2 separate regions of the Mus musculus genome follow, and region 1 is linked to region 2. The links are chromatin loops, found by intact Hi-C in ENCODE. Cell type or tissue: left cerebral cortex. All regions are shown on one strand. Each heading gives the region's core, and the rest is flanking DNA. Links, peaks and the distances in the headings are about the cores only. Region 1 has its middle 78 kb from the start of 4930441J16Rik. Region 2 has its middle 80 kb from the start of Lnpk.

Evidence for each region. A loop is a pair of places that touch in the nucleus more often than their neighbours do. Peaks named below come from ENCODE experiments on the same cell type or tissue, not always from the same donor. Only the 100,000 strongest peaks of a DNase experiment are listed, where the experiment ranks them.
Region 1: a loop joins it to region 2, with 2.0 times the contacts of the local background. A loop is called at or near these places in 2 of 42 quality-filtered maps.

Annotation. Positions count from the first base shown.
Region 1 is chr2:74,379,858-74,391,639 of GRCm38, forward strand. No RefSeq gene overlaps it. Among named protein-coding and RNA genes, the nearest start is that of 4930441J16Rik, 78 kb to the left of the region's middle. In left cerebral cortex, for the core only: no CTCF peak of the experiment used is centred there; DNase peaks (open chromatin) are centred at 5,255 and 8,423; H3K27ac peaks cover 1,683 bases.
Region 2 is chr2:74,493,486-74,505,267 of GRCm38, forward strand. It overlaps the pseudogene Gm52593. Among named protein-coding and RNA genes, the nearest start is that of Lnpk, 80 kb to the right of the region's middle. In left cerebral cortex, for the core only: no CTCF peak of the experiment used is centred there; DNase peaks (open chromatin) are centred at 6,046, 6,387 and 6,967.

The DNA of each region.
Region 1 (11,782 bases), core at 1,249-9,248, 110 kb before region 2:
TAACCATCAATCAAGACAATGCCTCACAAACTTGCATACAGTAAAATTTAATCAAAGCAATACCTCAACCAAAACTTCCTCTTCCCAGAAGACTCTAGTTTGTGTTACATTGACAATAAACTAACCAGGACCTCCATGAAGTAAGCCATACTTTTTCTACTAGCAGTTCACACACCAGATTAGAAACTATTCTGAAATTAGGCAGGTGATCCAACTCTCTCTCTCTCTCTCTCTCTCTCTCTCTCTCTCTCTCTCTCTCTCTCTCTTCCTCTCTCTCTCTCTCTCTCTGTGTGTGTGTGTGTGTGCATGTGTGTGTATGTATGTGTAATATATCTGTCAAAATTAAGGCAGAATTTTTGTGCAATCTTTGACCTCTTTCATCTTCTGCAACTTCTCAAAAATGGCTGAGTAGTCTATTATTCCCAACCTATTATCCTTACCCCTGCTAAATATCCCCTATCTAGAGCCTTGGCATTCAGTTTGGGTTGCAATATCAGCCCATCAAAGCTCTAATTCTATCTCCCCTCATGGCACTTGCCTCTTTAGCTATGCTCCTGTTGGCTTTCCTGTTGATGATCATTCTTATAACCATGGGAGCCTCAGAATAAAGTAAACTTTTGACCTGGAGTTGGAAGACCCACTCAGAAAGAGCCTTCTTTTCTTTTCTCTTTTTGATCTTTAGATGGGGGCAGGTAAGTTACTTGATTCATTAGGGTTTCCTATTGCTTCATAACTCCAGTCTTATCCCCTCTTTGGTCTTCCTGATGCAACTTCACAGCATCTCCACATTTTGTGTGAATGCTTGACCACGTGCCTGTCCTCCTGCATGTCTCTTTAATATACCTTCCCACTCCCAGGCACCTCCCCGTGTTCATTATCTCACCACAGCAGATGTTTTAAAGTGCTCCTAGTCCACAGTGAACATTCATAAACCATTATTGGACGATTGATGGGTTCAGCTTTCAGAATATGGCTAGCTGATCAGGAAGCCTGTCACAGGGCTGTTTTCATTACTCAACAGTCTTTGTCGCTAGTTAGATTACTGCTCAGGTGAGGTCAGGGGAGATATGACTTGGGTCCAGGACAGCTGACCTCAATATCTCTCCAAGGCTGGTTTAATGGTTAAGATAAAAGGAATTCTGGAAACAAAGTTCCGGGAGACTTTGTGGTAGAATAAACGGTGGTGGTGAATAGGGACATGCACTTGCCATTAAAAGTGGCATGTTTATGGGGTGCTGACACAGTTTATGGGGTGCGTGCCTTTGGGTACCAGCCAGAACCATGCTTTTCCTAGTATTTTCAGCCTTTTCCCAAAGGTTTGCACAGCACAGCTGTGACAAAGCTGCCAGGGGAATTCCTCAAGTTGAGGGTTGTTTTTATGTTTAACCAATGTTCTCTTCTACCACCAGGACTGCAAGCATGAAAGGGCATTCTCTTCAGATTTAGCTCTGCCACTGGGATCAGCACATGTCACAATCCTAGATTCCTTTATATGGTCTTCTATGTTGCGCTGATGGGCACCATTCCTATTGAATTCACACAAGTGCACATGCACACTCGCATGTGTGGGCACATCACATGTACACACACACACACACACACACACACACACACACACACACACACACACAATCCTACCTGGGTTGTGCTACCAAGAATACTTGCATGAGATCCTAGCCTTGCCCTCAATGTCTTATGTTACACTTCTAGATCATGAATAATCACACTGCAGTTGGGCACAACACTTCTAAAAATTGTGAGCATAATAGCATAATATAATGATATAATATAATTATATATAATATATACAACATATAATATAATGATATAATATAATGGAATCATATAATGATATAACAACTTCCATGGAAATAACAGTTTACATTCCACTTGTACACTTTGCACCCCCCCTCCCCCCCCCATCTCAGTATGACAGGAACAGTAAAGGAAGTAGAGCTGCCCTGTTTTACGATCTCCGAAGACCTTCCAGAATGTTTGGCAGTTCAAGGTGGCTGGGTTCTACAACCTTAAATATCTGCTCTCTCGAATTCCACAAATAGTATTTACATGTCTGGACTAGTTGGAAGCATAACTTGAATTTCAATTTCCAGACTTAGCCTGATAAAGTGTCTATATGCTTTAATGTCGGTCTTGGGTTGTTACTTAAGGAAGTCCGTGGCTTTGTCAGCCTATCTTCCTCAGTTCCTTTACCAGGTAAGACCTCTAAGATCAAAGCAGCAATAACCCAGTTGGCCAACATTTACACAAAAGGGGTGAGTGAAGAACTCCCCGCCCCCAACCCTGAGTTTAAAGTACAGAGCATGCCAGGTCTCAAACAGCAAGCTGAAAACTTTTCCCCTGTTTTCTGCTTTCTACATGTTGATTTGGAGTTGCTTGGAGATGGAAAGATCCATCTGGTTTTGTCTATTCCAGCTCCACCTCACACTGGAAGGTGAGTGAGTAGCCAGGCTTCGTTCAGACACCCGACACTGGATTCACCAGGCATTTCTAGGACTTACAAAGTTGTATACATAGGAATACCATACACAAGGCACCCGAAAATAGTATTCAGGAAAGCTAGAAGATGGCAAGGGGCCTTTGACAAGGTCCTCGTGCCCAGAAATGTTTCTAACTAAACCTCTGTCCTTAGGAACCCTGTCCCCGGTCCAGCACTCTCTACCCTGGTTTCTGATTGAATATTCTTTTATTTTTAAATTTTGTTTTGTTTTGTTTTGTTTTGAGACAGGCTGTTGCTATGTAACCCAGGCTGACCTTGAACTCACTCAGGCTGCTGTCAAACTCAGAGGATCATTCTTTGCAATCATCATAAATGCTGGAATCACAAGCATGTGTCACTATGCCCAGCTATGATTTGGGTTTTCTTGCCTGCCAGTCTTACCATCTTCCTGTTACTTCAATCAATCTTTTTCTCCTCTGTGCTGAGTGAACTTAAAATCTTTCTATCCCAGCAGTCTAGATATAGTTAGACTCCATATTCCCAGCAGTCTAGACATAGAACCCCCTATTCCCAAGCCCACCTCCCACCTCAGTCCTACTCCTTCAACTATGGAATCACTCCAGTCCCTGATCCCCATGCCACATTTCTCTGTCTAGCCAGGAACAAGCCAGTGTTTTTATCCTGAGCTCTGATCAGCCATGCCAATGGTTTCACAGTCTGTGTGCACTTACCTTTCATGTTCAGTACATACCTTCTTCCCTCTGTGTGTACCCTTCCTGACTTCTGATATTATCTGTGTTGACTTTTCTGTCATTGCCTAACCACTCTGGAAACCTACACTTAGCCCACATTGTCTTTGTCTACTGTTTTTATAGCATCCGAGAAGAGCAGTGAGTACCCTCAACACACTCAGCAAGACACACAAAGGTGACAATTCTCAAAGCAAAGGATACATTCATCAAATTTAACCCCAATTCTATCAATTCTCTTAAAAATGATAATTATGTTAATCTGGAAGAGTGGATAATCAGGAGACTGAGGAATTTCAAAAAATAAATATAGTCAAAAGAAAATTTGCATGACTACTACCAGATTTAAATGTGTTTTAAAGGAACTGTGCCTAAACGGAGATGACCAGATCAAAGGAACAGAGAGTAAAGGAATATAGCCATGAGAAGACAGGCATTCTGCAATTTTTAAATAGAACATATAAAATAATAAGGAAAAGAGGCTGACGTTAAGTATTGCAGATGTCATTAATAACAATTTGAGAAGTTAATTTATTAGGTTTTTTTTTTGTTTTTGTATAGTGTGCTTTGAGCATAGTCACAGCATCCCTCAGCTCCTTCTAGATCCAGCTCCATTTCCTAACCACCCAACTTTGGGTCCTCTTTAAAAACAATCATAAAGTCATATTTGTGCTACCCATATATTCTTGGGTATGTGGACTTCTACAGGAGCATGGTCCACTTAGCAAGGGCCATACTCCTAAGGAAAACTGACTCTTCCTATCCCAGGAACTGTCGGTTGCCAGCAACAGCTCTGCAGTTAGAGGAGAGGGTTTTTGTGTGCAATTCTCTCCATGGTAGAGCTTGAACTGGCTTGAGTCTCATGCATGTTGTCACAACCACCGTCAGTTCATGTGAGCAACTGCCCTACTGTGTGCAAAGACATAGTTTCATTGTAGCCACCTACTTCCAAACCTCCAAACAGCATAATAAGTTATATCTCAAAAACAACTGCTAGAAATAAATAAAATATATATTTTGTATAAGCATGTATAAGAATACTTCAGGATTTTACCAAAATTATATAATTTATATAGGATGAAATGTATTATATAATAAGAAATAGTGCAATAGTTTTAGAAACTTACTTCTAACTTCTTGTTTGAATGCAATATTATTATATTATAATGATATAAAACATGTTTTATTTTTATATGGAAAGGATAAAAAGGATCCTTATGGATATTTATATATCCTTAAAAGGGATATATATATAAAGTCAATGACATGATTGATTTTTAAAAAACAGCAAAATAAGGCAATGAGACAGTCTCATCAAAGCTCCTAGCTAAAATAAGAGATGTAGCTTCACCTTAGGTGCAATGGTTAGCGCCATGATGCATTGTGCAAATAAACCTTTCATTTATTATTGGGAAAGTGAGAAAGTGCCACACAGCTTTAAAACAGCTTCCTCACACATATTAATCTGTGTCCAGCAATAAATAAAACTTCTAATGTTACTTTTTAAGAATTTGTCCAGCAAACACAGGGTCATTAACACCCAAAGATATAGAGCTAAGATATTCTTAGAAACACTTTATTTTTTACAAGAACAAAATATTAAAGACTATTTAAATGCCCATCAGTAAAGGAGCATTTAAGTAACTTAGGCTCCAAGTCTACTGTAGAATGTCAAAGAAACATTCATTAGGTTGAGACAGATGTAGATTTCTCACTCCAGAAGATGCCCCTGATATACTGCATTTAAAATCTGTCCACAAATGGCATGTGTAGTGCTATTATATTTCTGGAAAATATTATATTTGAATATGAATAACAAAAGAACCTGCAACAACCAACAAAGCTGACAATGGTGATTGTTGCAGGATGAAACTGTGTGTAGCCCTTATATGTCTCTATCATGTGAACGTTATATGCTATGCTTATATCTGTGTCTATTCACAGGGGGAACAATCTTAAAAATATTCATGAGTAGGAAAGAAAGATTCTAAGAGACAGAGGTGGTAGTTGGCTTCAGTTGAATGTGCAAACTTGTAGAGACTGTGACAGCATGCACAGGATCAAGCTGGGGTGTGGAGGAGGGAAAGTGGGCACAGCATCTCACCATCCAAGAGGCTATTCACAACTGATAGCTACTGGGAGAGGGGAAAATCAGTTTTCTCCAATGAAGTGGCACTGGCTGTATTAACCACACTGCAGGGCAAGCCTCATGCTCACAGGAAGATGACAAATGGACTTCATGTTATTGGGGGGGTATTTTTTTTAAGAAGAGAAAGAATATAAAGCTGGTCAGAGAGATTGGGAAAGATCTGAAAAAATTGGAGGAGAGACTATGATAAAAATATATAGTATAATACTCTCAGAGTACACACAAAAACCATTTTTCTTAAGTATTTGTTAAGAAATATTCCTTAGGGAAAGTCCCCTTCTTCTGTTTCTCTGGCTAGGGTTGACCATGTCACTGTCATGGCCATAAATTCAGTGATGTTTATTTACAGTCATCTTCCAGTGGCTAACACTGTGGTACTTCACGTCTACCAATTCTAAAATAGATACAATAAAACATCTGTTGTACCCCAACAGTTCTTGCAGCAACCCAACCATGCTGCATTGTAAATAGTGTGGCCCAATGGCAGATTTTTGTGCAAACTAATGCCAATAGCTTTTTCTTTCTGAGTCGTGTGTGTGTGTGTGTGTGTGTGCGCGCGCGTGCACGTGCGTATGTGTGTGTTTGTGTGTGCTTCTAAGATGACTTACAAAATTGTCTTCCTTTTATCCTTAAAAGTCAGAGAAACTCCTCAAGCCAAGACTTCTATATCAAGCACCTGAGCTAAACTTTGGGTCCTGAGTCAAAAGGAAAATTGACGGTTGGCATCTTTCCAGTGGCTTTTCAAATAACACCGAGTGGTTAGAACAAGGTGGTAGAAGTATTCCCACAGAATCACCCCGGGTACAGGAATGGGAGGGCGAAGAAGAGAGGAGGGAGGAGAAAGGTTCTTCCCTCCATTCCCCACCCCCACATTTGATTTGGCCATCAGTTGATCCTTATTAGTGTGGACCCTCTTTTTTCCAAGAAAAATTTATCTAATTTAATTGCAAAAGCTGCAAAATGGGTGATCAATCTTGTCTGCTGCCCACCTAGACAATGCCGGGGGCGGGGCGGGGGCTGTTTCTGCAGCTGCACCCCTGCTACAGCCTTTCACTTCCAAATTAAAGGAATTACAGGAAAGAGATGGTAACCACAATTAAGATATTTTTAGAAACATAAAATCCTCTGGAAAACATGACACTAATGCTGGTATTATGATTGAAGTAAGGAATTATGGTTATTAGAAGCTTTGCAGTTTATGTGCCTCATAAATCTAATAGCTTCACACACCCAGCAATGTCGTTGCTATATTTACTGCAGACATCTACAATGACAGACAGTACCTCTGAGAAAGGCCAGATAAACAAAATATTTTACATACTCCAGCTTCTCAGTGTCTAATGGAGCCATATCATGGAGAGAAAAAGGCTTCATTAAAGGAACTGCGCCAGGTGCTGAGAGTCGATTTGCCCTGGAGATTCCGTCTGAGTTATCTGCTCTTGTTTAATGGGAATGTTGCTGTCTCACTCCTGGAATCCTAGGCACAGAATGGACAGGGAGGGGACTGAAGGTGGTGGGATGCAGGAGAGGCAGTGTAGGGCTGACAGCTTTGGGGGGTGGGACTTTATCTAACAACCTGGAAACCATCTGGAAGAGATATGACAGAAAACCTGGTGTTTCCCGTGACCCATTAGGAAAATCCACCATTACAGAAAAGGTATCTAGGAAGGATGGAATTGCACAAGAAGAGCCCAGAATCTTCCTCCTCTATCACATCTATATTGCAAAGTCACAATAAGCTCTAGGAGGGTGCAATATGAAATTGGAAATTATAAACCCTAGACTTCAGAACAGAGATGAAACAATTCTGTATCATGGCTGACCTTTGGTTGGTCCTTGAAGTTCAAGGCAACCCTCTGTCTCTAATTTCAAAGACTAAAATTTATGTTTGGGAATACTGTTGTGTGGAGGCACTAAATTGGGAAGGTTTTAAAGGCTATTAGCTCTTTTTCTATTTTCTCTAACAAGAGTGTGAGTGTAAGAAAACCACCACAGTGGCTTCCATTCCCTTCCATTCCAGTTCCCCCTTCACCCTCCACAAAAGCCATTAGATTATGGAGATTCCTTGGGGACAGAGATCACAACTTCTTACATATTACTAGCCCTAAGAGAGTGGTCCTTCACATTATGCACACTCAATAGATGTGATTAATGGAGCATGCTGGGTGATAGAACGTGCCAGAGAGGAAATGTCAACAGTCCTTCTGAAAATATGGACAATTCCAATCTAGATTTTTATGTGAGGGGAGATGGGGTGGGAAACACAGCAACAACGCCCAGTGTGACTCTGAATGTGAACTCCAGGGAACCACATTCAACAGTCCACAGGGAGAATGATGACGTCTTAGGACAGGGAAGGCACAAAGGATTCTGGGAAAGGAAAGCTTGCCTGACTTGGTTACTGATATGTTGTCACGAAATGTTGAGTGAAGAATGAAAGATGGTGTTCAGGGTTATTTGTGGCTTGTGTGACTCCTTACATGGTAGGGAAAGGTTTGGAGAAGAAGGTGGAGGATTTTGTCTTTGTAAATATATGGATATGAAATGCCTATACTATCCAGTCAGGAAACTATCTTAAGGAGGTATAAAACTAAGACATTTCTGTAAAAGAAATAAGAAAATGGAGCTGGGAAAGAAAAACAGGACAAGTACTTTATCACGTAGTTGAAGACCTGATGTACTCTTGTCCTAATTAAAATACCATTCTGGCAAAATATTACATAAAGCAATGTCATGGAATAATTAACTCTATGGAGCCTTGGCGTGCTCCTGTTTTATTCCTAATGAGTAAGCAAGGTTTTGTCCTAGGCACTCTCACCAACAAGGGTGCCAGCTACTAAAATAATTTGGACCCTGCCATACGGCAAAATAAAACTCACAAAACAAAAATCTAAATATCTTGAGAGAAACATTTGTGATTATCACAATCAAACATTCTCACTAAGAACAGAACTCCCGCACTTCTGTGCTGGCTTCCGTGAAAGTTATCTTTGTTGGTAAGAGTGAAGAGTAGGGTTTGAGTTTAACTAAATATGGAGAAATCGGATGGAAAAAAGTAAGGGTGTGTAGGAGGCCAGGGGCATGAATTATGCATGGCACATCATCACACTTGTTCCTGGGATGGAGTTGTGGCACGCTCTGCATGGGGAGCGAAATTAGAATAGAACATATATTGAGCAATTTTCTTCATAACTGGTTCTTACTCACCTTAAATGTAAAATTTTATTTAGCTTATTTCAAAGGGAGGCATCCTTATTAAGGGAACACATTTACTGGCGCCTGTTGGAAAGGATTTAATGCAAACAAGCCTGGGATAATTGAAGGAAAAACACCTTCTGACTGTTCTCAGCAGACCTTAGCCAAGAAGAGCATGGCAGGGAAGAATTACTTTATTATATTGATTTTCCTGGAGAAATCAAAGGAGGATAGCTCAAATAGACCAATTCGCCTTTGCCAAGCTCAGTGGAAGCACGCAGAGAAGAGTTGTGAATTTATGTGTCAAAAACTGTTTGCAATCATTTGGTTGAACATGCAAATCAGGATCTGCACATTATGACTCTAATAAAATAGCTAATACAAGAGGGTGTCTGGGTTCGTTTGCACATATCCCGGCTTTAAATGACTACGAGTGTAGTGGGTGTAAGTTTTGTGTAACAAGATGTTTATAGTCCAATCAGGTCATCAACCTGAAATATGGAGAGAGCGGTGTGATTATGATCGTGCAGTAACAAAGACACCGGGGCATGACGAGAGCAATTGGAATACAGCTCTCGCCAAGCTAAAAATCTATTTTTCTCTCACAATGAGTAAAATACTTCACTTTTATAAGGACTGTTTTCCATAGCAGGTATAACCTGAACCTACACTGGGTGCTAGGAGGCTGTTTATGAAAATTTATTTGGTAAATTAAATGTCACATGCACATGAAAGGATCACTCCTAAATTATGTGATTTTTACGTGGACTTCTAAAAACATTTATTTCAAAAGAATTCTTGATAGATTTGCAAAGCATTTGGTATTTGTTCCTTGGCCTTTGGGTGGGATCAATCCCCTTTAACATTTCCTAAATCATTTTTTTTCACAAAATAATAATTCCATGAAATGTCACTTATAGGTTATTCAAAGAAATGGTACTTCCTACTTAGACAAGAATGAGAGCAAACACATGTAGATTTCTTAAATATACCATTTCTTGGGGGTTTTGGTATGTTAGTATACATATAGAATCTGCAGTTGTATGTGACTATATATGCATAGATATAGGTATAGACATAGGCTGCTATGTTTCTCAAACATTTTACACTTCCAAATCTTTAATTCAATGAGCACATTTCAGAACTGGTCATCTCAGAATCATGAAATGAACTGACTTGTTCATTTTAATGATCTGGGCCTAACACTTGGGTAGTAGGCAAAACAGGCATAAGTGATAAAGAAAGGGATTGAGGGGAGGGGGCTGTGGCTCACGAGTGGGTAGAACCCCACTAAAGAGAGGTTCCATTTTGACTATAGAGAACAAGGTAGGCATGGCAGGCTCTTAAAAGTAGCAAGAAATTTCGGGATTTGTGTGGGTGATTTTGGTTTGAAACATGTCTGTCTGTCACAAGAGTGGCCTTTGAGCTTCCTGACTAGGATTTGTGTCCCCAGGATCATATTTTGTAATCCGCTATATAAAACGTGTTGTTTAGAAAAGTCACACCAAAATAAAAGTCTTCCAGGCAATGTCTCAAGGCCATGGTTGCGTGTCTTCTAGCCTCCTGGCTGGTGCTCTTACACTCATGCATGACTGACGTTAGGTCTTCTTACATCCTTTGGCCCGTGGCTTGTGAGGTGCTGTGCAATACGCTTGGAAATGTCACCATGAAGACTAAAATACACTCAATGTTTATCAAGAACAATAGCAACAAATAACAAACACAATAGAGTAATGGACACAATAGAGATCAATTTCCTCCATGTTCTAGAAGCCAGAAGGCCAAGGTTAAGGCTTTAGCAAATTTGGAAAAGGGACTCTTACTGAGACTTGGAGGTCTTCAATTCAGATAGGCTGACTGACCAATGAGCTTGGATATCTGCCTGTCTCAGATCCCCTTCTCCCCCTCTCTCCCTGTGCCCCTCTATCCCTCTCCTCTTCTCCCCTTCTTCACCTCCCAGAGGGGTTGGCTTTTTTACAGTGGTGCTAGGGATCCAATTCAGGGTCTCATGCTTGCACAGCAGACACATTCCAACTGAGCCTTCCCCCAGCTCTGTGCCCTGATCTTAATATGACTATCAATGTTGGGTTAGACGCCACCCAAATTATCTTATTTTAGCTTACAGACTTCTTGGGGGGGGGCATCCCATTAAAGGACACAATCACATTCTTAGGCACTAGGAGTTAAAACTTTAACATCTAAACTTGAGGAGAGCATATTTAGTCCAGAATAGTAAATGACATTGCAAAGACAAACACCTAATAGAGAAGGGGAGGGCATTCATTGATAACAGATAACAGAACACAGTTTGGAAGAATAGTTTCTGGTGCTTTTCCACACAATAGGGAACCGTTGTTAACAATAATCTGTTATGTATTTTAAGAGGAGCTAGAAGAAAGGTGCACGGAGGTTGTACGCATAAAGAAATAATAAAGAGAAAACATCAACCATCCGACTTGACCAGTGTAGATCCTGTGAATGTTCTACTATCACACTGTCTCCAACTACTATGTGTGATTATTACATGTGAATTAAAGTTTTTAATAGAGAAATCATTTAGGTCTCTTATTTTACTTACACACATTCCCTTAATTTCATAAAGCACAAAAACACAAGTAAAGCCTGACATAGGAAGAGAAACACAACAAAAATTGGGGAGAGATGGTAAGATGTATTTGAAAATCCACATACTACACAGGGCTTCAAATTTTTCTTATCATGACATCTACAAGTCTACAATAATACTTCCGAGCCTCTCTGGACAATGTAACCAAGGGCCAGAGGCCGGTATTATGTGCACACTGCCTTACAGCACAAGGGGTGAACAGTGCCAGAGAAAAGAACAATTTCACAACAAACTGCTCTACGGTCCATGACCTCACTAGCCCCATGAAGCTGGCTAGATTTCCAGCACCAGGTGTGACATCCTCTCTGTTGAGTGAACATTAAGTGTTATTAGACAGCTGCTGGGTGCCATGGACATGTGACTTCTTGTACCTGTATGCATATCTTGACATGCTGGTAATTGTAATGGCTCATAGTATTGCAGCTCGTAAGATTATTTAATTGCTTCCCTCTCTTGATAGCTTGCATAGTATTCTGGAACCATGGAAGCTAGACTGCTGGAAAAGTCTTCCTGGTTAGATCCAGCCCAAATAGTCTAAGTCTTGTGTCCTCAAAGGTAGGATATCTTCAGAGGTATGGTCTCATCTTCAACTCCTGAGAGGCAAC
Region 2 (11,782 bases), core at 2,569-10,568:
GAAATTTGCAACCCTTAATTTTGTTCATTTAAATGTTTTTAAAGATTGCTTTATGTATATAGGTATTACAGAGAACCATCTCTCTCGACCCAATTTGAAGTGTTGAACATAACCGCCAACATATTCAAGACACTTAGATAAAATATGTGACCAAGAATGGATGGTCACTACTAAATGGTAACAATTCAAGAGAAAACTTGTTTGTGGGGCTAAGGATCAAACATGGGGCTAGAGCTTGCTTGGCAAGCACTCTCTTGAGCTCCACCAGAGCCCCCAATGTGCTGCCCTTGAAGGATACTGTGTCTCTGAGGCACACACACTGATCCTATGATAATCTCCTTTCTTTACAAGCAGGAGCCTCTGCATACGCAGCTAGTACGGCGTGCGAGACTTTTCCGAATCTGTTGAATTCAGTATCTCCTATTTGTGAGCAGGGAAGACAAGTTCACAAACAACCAAGACTACAGATAATCTAATACGTTTGACTAGCTTGCTACTGTGAATGCTACTGTACGTAAACTCTGCACAGTGAGGTGCAGCTGAGAAATCAGCTCTCCTCCGAGGCAGCCCACATTGGTAGAGCTCTGCAGCTGGGCTTCTTCCATAGACTTTTCTCTCTTCCTTGATCACTGACACCTACGAGGAGATAGCGTAAATCACATTCATCTCTTTTCTTGGCAGTTTTCTCTTGACTCTTAATGCTGTTTGGCTTCTCTACATTTAACAATTTGGATTAAGTTAAAATCTAATAGAATTAGGAATCCTAATTTATAGAATAAATCTTTCAACAAGCTCAATCATTTTCATCAAGATTATAAAAAGTCCTAAAGTAAGTACAGGAATATAAGAAAAGAATATACTCCTTGTTCGCTGTAAAACACAAAGCCATGTTTATAAATTTATGAGGCTAATAATTTTCAAGACCTGGATTAATATTTACTCTTCCCACATAGGAGAAAAGATGTGCACTAACTTGACTATGTAAGGTTTTCTCATGCAACTCTAAGAACAAAACTTCTACTCTTAGATAAACTGGTCTCTACAGTATATGATTGTGCCTTGTGTCCATGGGGGAAACTGAGCAAAGAGAGCTGGCTGGCTATTCAGAAAATACCTAGCTGAAAGTATAGTGCTTGAGTTGACCTTTGAAGGTTTTTAGAAGTTTAATAAAATAAAGATGAGATGAAGGAATCCTAGTTAGAATGGCAGGAGCAATATCAAGAACATCAATTCTATGTGGACATGTTGTTAGTTATCTCATCAAAATATTCTTGCCTTAATGGAAAGTATTATGATCAAAGATAGATGATAGATAGATAGATAGATAGATAGATAGATAGATAGATAGATAGATAGAGATGATAGGTAGGTGATACATAATAGACAGAGAGACAGTAGAGAGATAATAGATAGATAGATCGATAGATAACAAATAAAAATCGTGAATAAATATATTTTTTTAAAGATTCAAAGAAAGGGTTAAAAAAAAGATGCCTTTTCATCTACTAAATTTGAACATACAGAAATGTGTAAGGTCTAGTCCTTAATCTCATAGTTATGACACTGTGTGTGGAAAGGCATCAGCAAACCAACAAATAGTAAGTCACTGTTGTCTGCCTTTAAAATGCTTTGATCAACCAAACGAGCAAAGCTAGACTTACAGCATCACACGAACTCTGTGCATCAACGGAGTATGACATCCAAGCAGGCATCCAAGCAGGAGGATAATAAGATCAAAAGAATAATAAGAAAAGTATAAGTGTTAAGTCCTTAGCTTTTTATCAGGTGATAATGTTGGCTTCTCATCAAAGCTCCAGATTTCTCCAATGTAGAACTTATCTCCATGTAATAGGGGAAGAAACTGGGGCACAATGGATAGGCACTTGCCCAAGGTGACAGTTAGAGGACAGATTTCAACTCTGGATGGCTGGATCTATTCACATGTTTTTAACTGAAACATCACCACAGATATGTAGTGGATAAGATTAAGAAAATGTGGGGGGATTAACTCCACCACTATTCCAGTTTGAAGAACATTTGGATTCCATTTGGAGGACCCCTCAAAGTCATCAGGAAGGCAGTCATTCTCAAATATATGCTGTGCTGCCTGTGAGACACTGCTGGCTACACCAGGGAAGTTCAGTCTCTGGAAATTGTAGTAGATGGCTGTTGTGGTTTCTGCTCAAAATTTCCATTCTCTTGAGAACACTACCCTAAGTTCCTTCTCAGACATGCGTTCAGTCTAGGGACAGCCAGGTTTACACAAGACCTCCTTGGTATCTGGGACTCATAGTACTAGAACTGAAATGGTAATTGATGGACTTCATTGTGTTGCAGGTTGGCTTGGTTGCCATTATTGTCTGTTTCCTCTATCCTGTAGACAACACTGCCTATAACTGTTGGTACGACTGTTGAGGGTAAAGCCAGCAGGCTGAGAGACACATAGCTGGAAACTGGAGAGAACAGTTCTGAAGGGATTTGAATGTCTCGATGAATGTCTCGATGCTATTATCCCTGAGCTCAAGTCTTGTACCTCTTCTGCCAGAATTAAGGCATATGAGGCAACTCTGTGGTCTTCTAAAATAGTCTCGTTTCTCTTAAACTAATTTAACTTCTGCCACTTAGAGTTGAAAAAAAAAGTTCTAACACAGACATAGAAGAGTAATTATACATACAGAAAAGTCATAAAAGACATAAAGGAGCCATATACATACAAAAAATAATATTTTTTATAAAAAAGTTGCTGTCATTGGATGGATGGATGGATAGATAGGTGGACAGATAGATAAATGGACAAATGGATGCCTGATAGATAGATAGATAGATAGATAGATAGATAGATAGATAGATACATACATACATACATACATACATACATACATACATAGATGATATATATATATATATATATATATATACTGAGATATATAGATATGCAGATAACTAACTGATCAGGAAACTCTTTCATGAATGTGATTAGCAACTGAACATTCAGTTATTGTTGCCAAACTTCATCTGAAGCTCTTAGGGCTTTAGGGCTTCTCTGCTGCCAGGACTTTTTGAGTTATGTAATTCTATATACTAAAAACCATAGCACTTTCCCAATAGCCCAAGTTCTTAAAGAATCTGCGAAAGATACATTCTGAGTCCAAATGGTATATAAGTTCCAATTCCATAATAAAGAAACTGAGTTTTAACTAAACATGGCAGAGTGTAAACCCCACATGTATACTTTTTCCCTTCAAAGTCATTAGTCTACAGCAATGCCCTTAGTCTTCAGAGGCTGTGATCTCTCAAAGCAATACCGGAACTCTATTTGGAGGTAGTCTTCCTAGATTACCACCTATTTCTGTGAATATTCATAATGGCACCAAGTTTTTACCACTGGAGATGAGTCTAGACTTTTGGAGTGAGCCAAACACTGAGAGCCAATGTTGTTGATTAAGCTGAGTAATTAAGCTTAAAAACCACTTGGCATTAAAATGGTATTGGATATAGAAATGAAGATAGGTGTTTTCTTTCATTATTTATGAAACTGTCTTGTACTTTTACTAAGTTATATACTATTTACATTTTATATATAGTTTACCTACAAAGTAAAACTTCAAAATAAAGGGCTGGAGAGATGGTTCAGTGGTTAAGAGAACTGGCTGCTCTGCCAGAGGACCCGGATTCAATTCCCAGCACCTACATGGCAGCTCACAATTGTCAGTAACTGTTGTTCCAGGGGATCCAACATCCTTACATAGACATATATGTAGACAAAACACAAATGTACATGAAATAAAAATATTTTTTAAAACTTCAAAATATTATTTGTATGATTCAAATAATTTGTCTAATAGATTCATAAATGTAAATCTAAAAGACCATTTTTCCTACATCTAAGGAAGGTCTGATAATAATACCAATAGATACACTGTCATATGCTTTATTATATATTATGTAACCTTATATTTTAATATCAAAATTTTATTTTAACCTAAAAACAACCATCATTTAGCCAGATAACATTTTATTAGGAACAAGAGGGAACAATATGCAGAGATTCTTTATACTAAATATAATTATTTCTTTTTTTTGAAAAATAGAGCTGTTGTGGCATTAATAATGTTGCAGGGTTGTCTTTTAAAACATTTCCTCCCTTTTCAGGACGCTCACTGGAGGACACTGGAATGAGCAGGAGTCCAGGCTCTCCTCGTGCCTTCAGAAATCCTGTCATGATGGGGCTCTTCCAAAAACTCCTTTCCTTGTGTTCTGTGAAGCCATCCATGCAAAGGCTTCAAAGCAATCTCCCAAGTTCCCCAGAAAATACAAATATCTGATTTGAAAATTATCCTATCAACAAGACTGTACCAGTATTATCTTTACTAGTGATTTCATAAATAAATAAATAAATAAATAAATAAATAAATAAATAAATAAATAAGCAAGCAAGCAAGCAAGCAAGCAAACCAACCCCAAATCTTTTTGAAGCATCACTCAGGCACCCCAGACAGAGATGTCACAGGCATGGCTCAGATGGCTGCTGCGTTTGTACTGTTTCCCTGTCTCGCATTCTGAGCAAACACAAAGGCTATTTTCCCCGAAGGGTTCAGAGGGCATACGATTTCATTTCTACAGAAAATTGTTTCTCAGGATTTCAATCTTCTTAGCTGGGGATGACAAAACATAATATCAGAAACACTTATTCCTCTTATCTACCATAGTTTCAAAGCATAAATAAAAGCTCCGTACACATTTAAGACAGGTGGATTCCAACTTAGGGATAAAAACAGATACACTGCATGAAGAAGTTTGATAATGTGAGAAGATGTAATTGAAAGATTTAAGGGAAGATCGATGCGAGAGCCAAACCCTTTAAAAATATTTTTGGATTATCAGTCTCGTTTTATTCGAACGGCGTTCAATTTCTCTAAATCTGGGGTTAATGAGACAAGTGACGAAAAATTAAATTGGATTTTTAGCAAAGGGGATTCAAATGAACACCATTTGGCTAAAGCTTCTCCTCCTTCTATTTCTGAGCACAGTGGCGAGCAGTCCTTTGGTTTTCAACCCCATTACACTCTTGTTCATAAAGCCTGGTATAAAAACTTTAAACCTCAAATGTTTTTAGAATAAAACAAACCATGCATCTACGAAAAGATGAGCATAATGGCTTTCTGTAACATGCCTGGCGCATTTCAGAGCTGGCCTTGCACGGCATTGGCTGAGCCATTCCCATTAACGTTAATATCTTCTTAAGCTTCTACTGTTCTATCATTTAGGCAATAATTCGAGGATCAATTTAATTTCACGGGAATCTCACTATTCCAGGCTGACTTTGTGACTTTGTCACAAAGAAATTTTGTTCAGCTCACCTAAGATTGCATGGTGACTCTTTTCCGGAGAAAGGGAACACGGCCACACTCATGCATCTACTGCCTATCTGTCGCTCCACGTGTCATCATGGACAAAAGCAGATGTAAAATAGGATTGCTTCTGAGATATCAACACCATCTGTTTTGTCTCGGCCTCCAGCGTATTTGCAAAAAATCATACGGCTGATCCCTGAAGGGGCCACAGTTACCCTGCTCCGTTATAGCTGCCATTTTGGGTTAAGTCACTGCCTTAGTAGGTCTCTTATAATGCATTGATTTTTAATTCAGGCGTGTTAACATAGTGTGTCACATGTAGGGTATCCTTTAGATATCAGGTGTTTCCGAAGACTACATCTGTGTTGAGGTAAAATCACACTGGATCACATGAGTTCAATCGCTCCACGTTCTTAATTATGAAAGCATCAGCAGACAGAGCAAGAGTCTTGAGTGCTAGGACAGTGGACCGTGAAGAGGGAACAAAAATAAGATTCTATTTCAGAATTATTTTCCCTAGATTTGGGCAACTAACTATATTCTTAGCACCAAGAAGTGCTTGTAATGGTTGCTAGAAAGTTCAGAAAAGGGCCCTTTCTACTCCTGAGCAGTACTTCACACACTCTCATTCACTGGCAAGGGGAGGGCTGAGGAGTGTGAGCTATGAGCGTTACACTAAGACTCAAGCTTTATGGAACTTCTCAGCTTCCATGAAATGCATGGAGACGGTATAACCATTTTAAATACACGTGCACCAAACAGACACTAATGCACATAAAAGGTCAGTAGATTCTGATATAATAACAGTGGGTGGTGCTCTCAATTCTACATAGGTCCTCTAAAACAAAAGTCAAGGAAATCTCCGAGTTAAAACCACACCACAGAGGAAATGACTTAGTGGCTATGTAAAGGATATCCCAGGGAAACGCTACAGAATACACACTCTTCTCAATAGCCCATGCGCTGTCTCCAAAATAGACCACATTTTAAATCACAGATGGTCAAAAAAGTTGCTCGATGTTATCAGATTATACTGCAATAAAACTAGGATTTAAGAGTATAAAAAATACTCAAGCGCATGCAGGCTGAACTCGTCTCTTGAACAGCCAGTGAATTGTTGAAGAAACTGTGGAGGAACTTAAAGAGGATGAAATGTAGCTTAGCGGAACCTGTGAGACACAGGCAGGAACAGCAAACGCAGTTGTAAGAGTGTGGGAGCCTGCATTATGGCAGAGGGGTCACAGATAAAGACTCATGCTTTGGCCAGGAGTCCTAGAAAAACTTTCAAGCCTCAAAGCAGTAGGCGTCAAGAAATATGTTTCCAAGCAGAAACTACTATAACACACACACACACACACACACACACACACACACACACACACACGCACACACAATCCATCAAAGTGTTGATTCTGCAACGATAAATTCCAAGAGTGAAATGGGAGGCTATCATAGATTCTAGTGAAATCCAAAGGACCTTTAGAGAGCATTTTGAAAACTTGCATTTGCATTTTTGCAATAGCAAGGAAATGGCCCGCCCACCAAATGGAGGAGTGGATAAGGAAAATGTTGTACTTATATAGACCCCTAATTTACATATCTATAAAGAAAAGTGAAACCATGGCATCTGTAGGACTATAGATAGACTGTACCAAGTGAAGTAAGCCAAGGACAAGAACCAGTCCCCGGGACTATCAGGGATACTGTTATGCTTGCAGACAGGAGTCTGTTGTAACTGTCCTCTGGAGGCTTTACCCAACAGCTGACCAAAACAGAAGCCAAGACCCACAGTCATTAGACAGAGTTCAGGGAGTCTTGTGGAAGAGTTTGGAAAGCACTGAGGGACCTGAATAGGATAGGGACTCCACGGGAAGACCAACAGAGTCAAGTAACCTGTACCCTTGCAGGTTCTCAGAGACTGAACCACCAGTCAAAGAACATTCACAGGCTAGGCCTAGGCCTACCCACACATGTGTAGCAGATGTACAGGTGGGTCTTCATGTGGGTCCCCCGACAACAAGAACGGGGGCTGTCCCTGAGTCTGTTGCCTGCCTCTGGATTCCATTCCCCTAACTGGGCTGCCTTATCTAGCCTCGGTGGGAGATGATGCACCCAGTCCTACAGTGCTTTGATGTTCCAGAGTGGGTTGGTACCCAGAGGGGTCTCCCCCTTCTCAGAGGAGAAATGGAGGTGAAAGGTGGAGGGGCTGTGTGAGATGGGAACTGGGAGAAGATGGGGAGCTGTGATCCAGATGTAAAGTGAAGAAATAAATTAAATAATTGAAAAAAAGAAGGAAAGAAACTTGAAAACCTAGAGCTCCCAAAGCTTAAACATCTGTAATAAGAAATCAACAAAAAGTAAACCTACTAATATATTCTCACAAAACCCAACATTCTGATTTAAAAGATATAGAAATAATATTTACATTGAGAAACAAATGAATACACTACCACAGTAAGATGATAGGTAGGAATAGGCAGTATGAATGAAGGAATAAAATGAACTATTGGGGGGATTTGTAGAAACAAGAGGAAATGCTGAAAGGCTACAGAGAACCACAGAGCAAGTGCCTCTGAGACTAAGCACATGGCTGCTACTCTCTTAATAGCTAGAAGTTCTGTGTTCTTATGTAACTTGCTACAGGGGATCTCTAAGTGTCTTATGTGCATTAGTTTTTTGACAATCTAAACAAGAAAGAACCCTAAACAAAATAACCTCCAGTATTGAACTAGCTTTTCTAACTTAGAAATGCTTCATTCAAGAGACTCCAACACAGCTTAATTTTCTTTTCACACTTCTTTGTGTGCGCACACGGATTCATGTACACACCACTGTGCACATGTGGAGGTCAGAGGGCACACCACTGTGCACATGTGGAGGTCAGAGGGCACACCACTGTGCACATGTGGAGGTCAGAGGGCACACCACTGTGCACATGTGGAGGTCAGAGGGCACCTTTCAGAGGGCACACCACTGTGCACATGTGGAGGTCAGAGGGCACCTTTCAAGAACTGGTTCTCTCCCCCTAGCATATGAGTCCCAAAGATCAAACTCAGGTTCTCAGGCTTGATAGCAAATACCTTTACCCACTGAGCCAATGTGCCAGATCTAATTTAACTTTTAAATGATGAGTTAGTAGAAATAATTATAGATATTATAGAAGACAATAAATTTAAATATCAATAGGTGAGAGACTATTGCTTGTTATCTCAATAAAAGAAGCAGTCTCTGTTTTAAAATTCCATTATGAACCATAAAAACTCCCAAACAACAACTTAGGCTATTGCCAAGGCCACTGGCTGCTCTCCACACACTCATGGTAAAACGCCTACATGTCTCCATGAACACAGTGAAATCGAGCTGGTGCCTATCTAGAGCCTTCGCCCCCTAATGATTAGTGTTCACAGTACTAGAAGGTACTTCGCACACTAGCAGAGAAGAAAGATAAATATCAACCCTGCTACCAGTGTCCAGTCCACTGTGCTGCATGCAGGGGGAGGGGCAAAAGGAGGGGGAGGGGGAGGGTTAGGGGCACGGGGAGGGCTGCACAGATCTAAACCAGATCAGGTCCTAACACTGAGATGTGGAGGTAGACACAAGCTCCTACTCCTAATGCAATGCCTGCATGACACACTGATGGGATGGATAATACAGAGAAAATAGTGCCTTCCTGACACAACAGGCCTGGTGCACATATGACCCTCAGAGACTGAGGCAGCATGCAAGAGGCCTATACAGGTCCAAACCAGACGGAGCCCCAGCACTGAAATGCGGAAGTAGACACAAGTTCCTACTCCTAATTCTAAATCTACCTTCAATTAACAACCACTCACAAAGGAAAACTTAGTTTCTCCAAGGGAGTCTGACTCGGTATACAAACCACATATAAGGGCAGGCCCATGCCCAAAAGAAAATGGCCAACACAAAATGAACTCAAAGGTATTTTTGGAGATTAATTTTTGTCTCATATTGCTGTGTCTGGGCATTTTTTTAACCTTACTGTTATTTTGCTTGTATATTGTGGTTTCCAATTTTGAATTTTTATGTTCAATGTATGTGTGTGTGTCTGTGTATGTGCACGTGTGTGTATTTCTCATATTTTCTTTCTTCATTTGTTCTTTGCATTTTGTCCTGGTTTGCTTGTCTTTTTTATTTGTCTGTTTGTTTTCTTAAGAGAAAGGAAATGAAAGCATGAAGTTGGCAGGGTAAAGAGATGGGGAGGAGATGAGGGGGAAATTTTGATCAGAATATAGTGTATGAAGATAACTCTACTTTCAATTTAAAATTAAATTTAAAAAAAAAAAGAAATTCTAACATAAGACAAGGCATGGGAAACATGAAACTGGTAATCAAGTTATCTATTAGGGGATGACCACAATTTGGAGAAACATATGCCCAAGAGAATGTCTTCATTTACAGTCCTTTAAGGATACATTTGTGAGAGTCAACCTTTCTACCTTTTTGAAATTATTCAATTAATGCATGGACAACAGTCTACATTCTAATCCATTGCTTTGAAGAAGAAGAAAAAAAAAGACTCTCCCCCAGGCCTCGTCTCGATTTTAAGTAGCAGCCCTGATAATCTATTTTATTCAATACAGAATAAAAGCAGTGGTTGACTTCCATAACTGCCTTTGTTCTACCTTGTTGGCCCCTTTTTGCCCTATTTGAATAGCACTGTATCTCCTTCAGAGTCCATTCTTAATGAGGTTATTTACCTTGCATACCCAATGAGATTGTACCTTATATAATAAATTCTCTGCTCTCAGGTATGTCTAAGGGGGCAGCCTATTCAGCTATTAAAAGGTATAACCTTTTAGCCGAGATTGGTCTTAAGGCTGGACACAACTTCTATACTGAACTTCCAATTACTTAAAGATGTCACCATAGCATACAGAGGTATTTACATTTACATACACTAGTGGATGGGCCTTGCAAACACCCACTAACTACAAAATGACTTTTAAAAGCTCATTTGCTACCACATGTATAAATGTTCTTGCTTATGTATGTTAATGAAATACACGTGTGCTAATGATGCAAGCTGGGCATTAAAGAATAATCATTTTAATGCATTAGCATTGCTATCAATTATGTGTGCTAATGAAATGCATGTAGCTACATCCATTTGGACTGTAAATTTCCCTCTGGTCAGTCATTGTTCTTACCCCTCCACCCAGCTGTTTACCAAACATTGTAACATTAACTACCTCAATTTCAACTTCTATTATTACTACAGTGGAAAATAACAAGATCTGAGAAAGATCTGAAAGTCTAGAAGTAAACAAGGGATAACCCACCATTTTGACAATAAATTTAGTCTTCCATCATTGATTGGCGGTTGAGACTGTTGGTAGTTGAAGAGAAATGGGGGAGGGCCTCAGGTACTTCTTTGAGTCCATGCACCATTTGAATCATGTACCATGAGCCATACCACTTGAAGATATTATCTAAACATATTTTAAAGAAATATAGAATTATTTTAATTAAAAATTGCAATAAAGCTTTCCCTCAAAATTCTGACTTTCTCACCTTTTGTCCTATTTTATTCTCTTTTTATTGAAACAAGTTCTCACCCTATAGCCCAGGCTGGCACAATGAAGCCCAGGTTGGCCTCAAACAAACAGAAAACCACCTTTAATTCAGCCTTAGATAATGAGACTTTAGGTGTGCTCCTCCATATCCCTGGGCTTTTGTGCATCTCCCTCCCCCAGGGCAGTGTGGGAATGCAACCTCCCTACTACTATAAATTATGCAGTCAAAGCCTTGGCCTGGGTAAACCGCCTTTGTGATTATGGTGTCTGCCCTGCCATGTAAATATTCTTTTGTATGTCTTAATCTCAGATTCTCATTACTGTAATCAGTGTGCTTGCTGGTGCTGCACTAACCTACAAAGCATCTGTTTCTAGTGATCTCCAAGTATGGTGCTGGTCAAATCGAGTAACTACATGAAGAAGAACAGAACTTGGTCCTTATCTCTCACACTTCACAAAACTGAACTTCAGGTGGACCAAGGACCTCAACAATAAGACCCAATACCCGAATCTAGCAAAGGAGAAAGTAAAGGATATTTGAATTTCCTGGCACAGAAAAAGCCTTTCTGTCAGGACATCAATGGCGTAGGAAGTGAGAGCAACAGTTTAAGGCCTGGAAAGATGGTTCCGTGGTTAAGAGCACTGACTGCCCTCCTGGAGAACCTGGGTTTCATTCCCAGCACCCACATGGTAACTCATAACAATCTGCAGCCTCAGTACTAGGGCAGTCAATGCCTTCTTCAGGCCTCTGTCAGCACTAGGCGCCAGGCGTGCACACGGTACACAGACTTTCATGCAGTCAAAACACCCGTGTACACAAATAAAAAACTTAAAAGACCAACAATCAATAAAGAGGACCTCATAAAGCTAAAATGCTTTGTACAGCGAAGGACA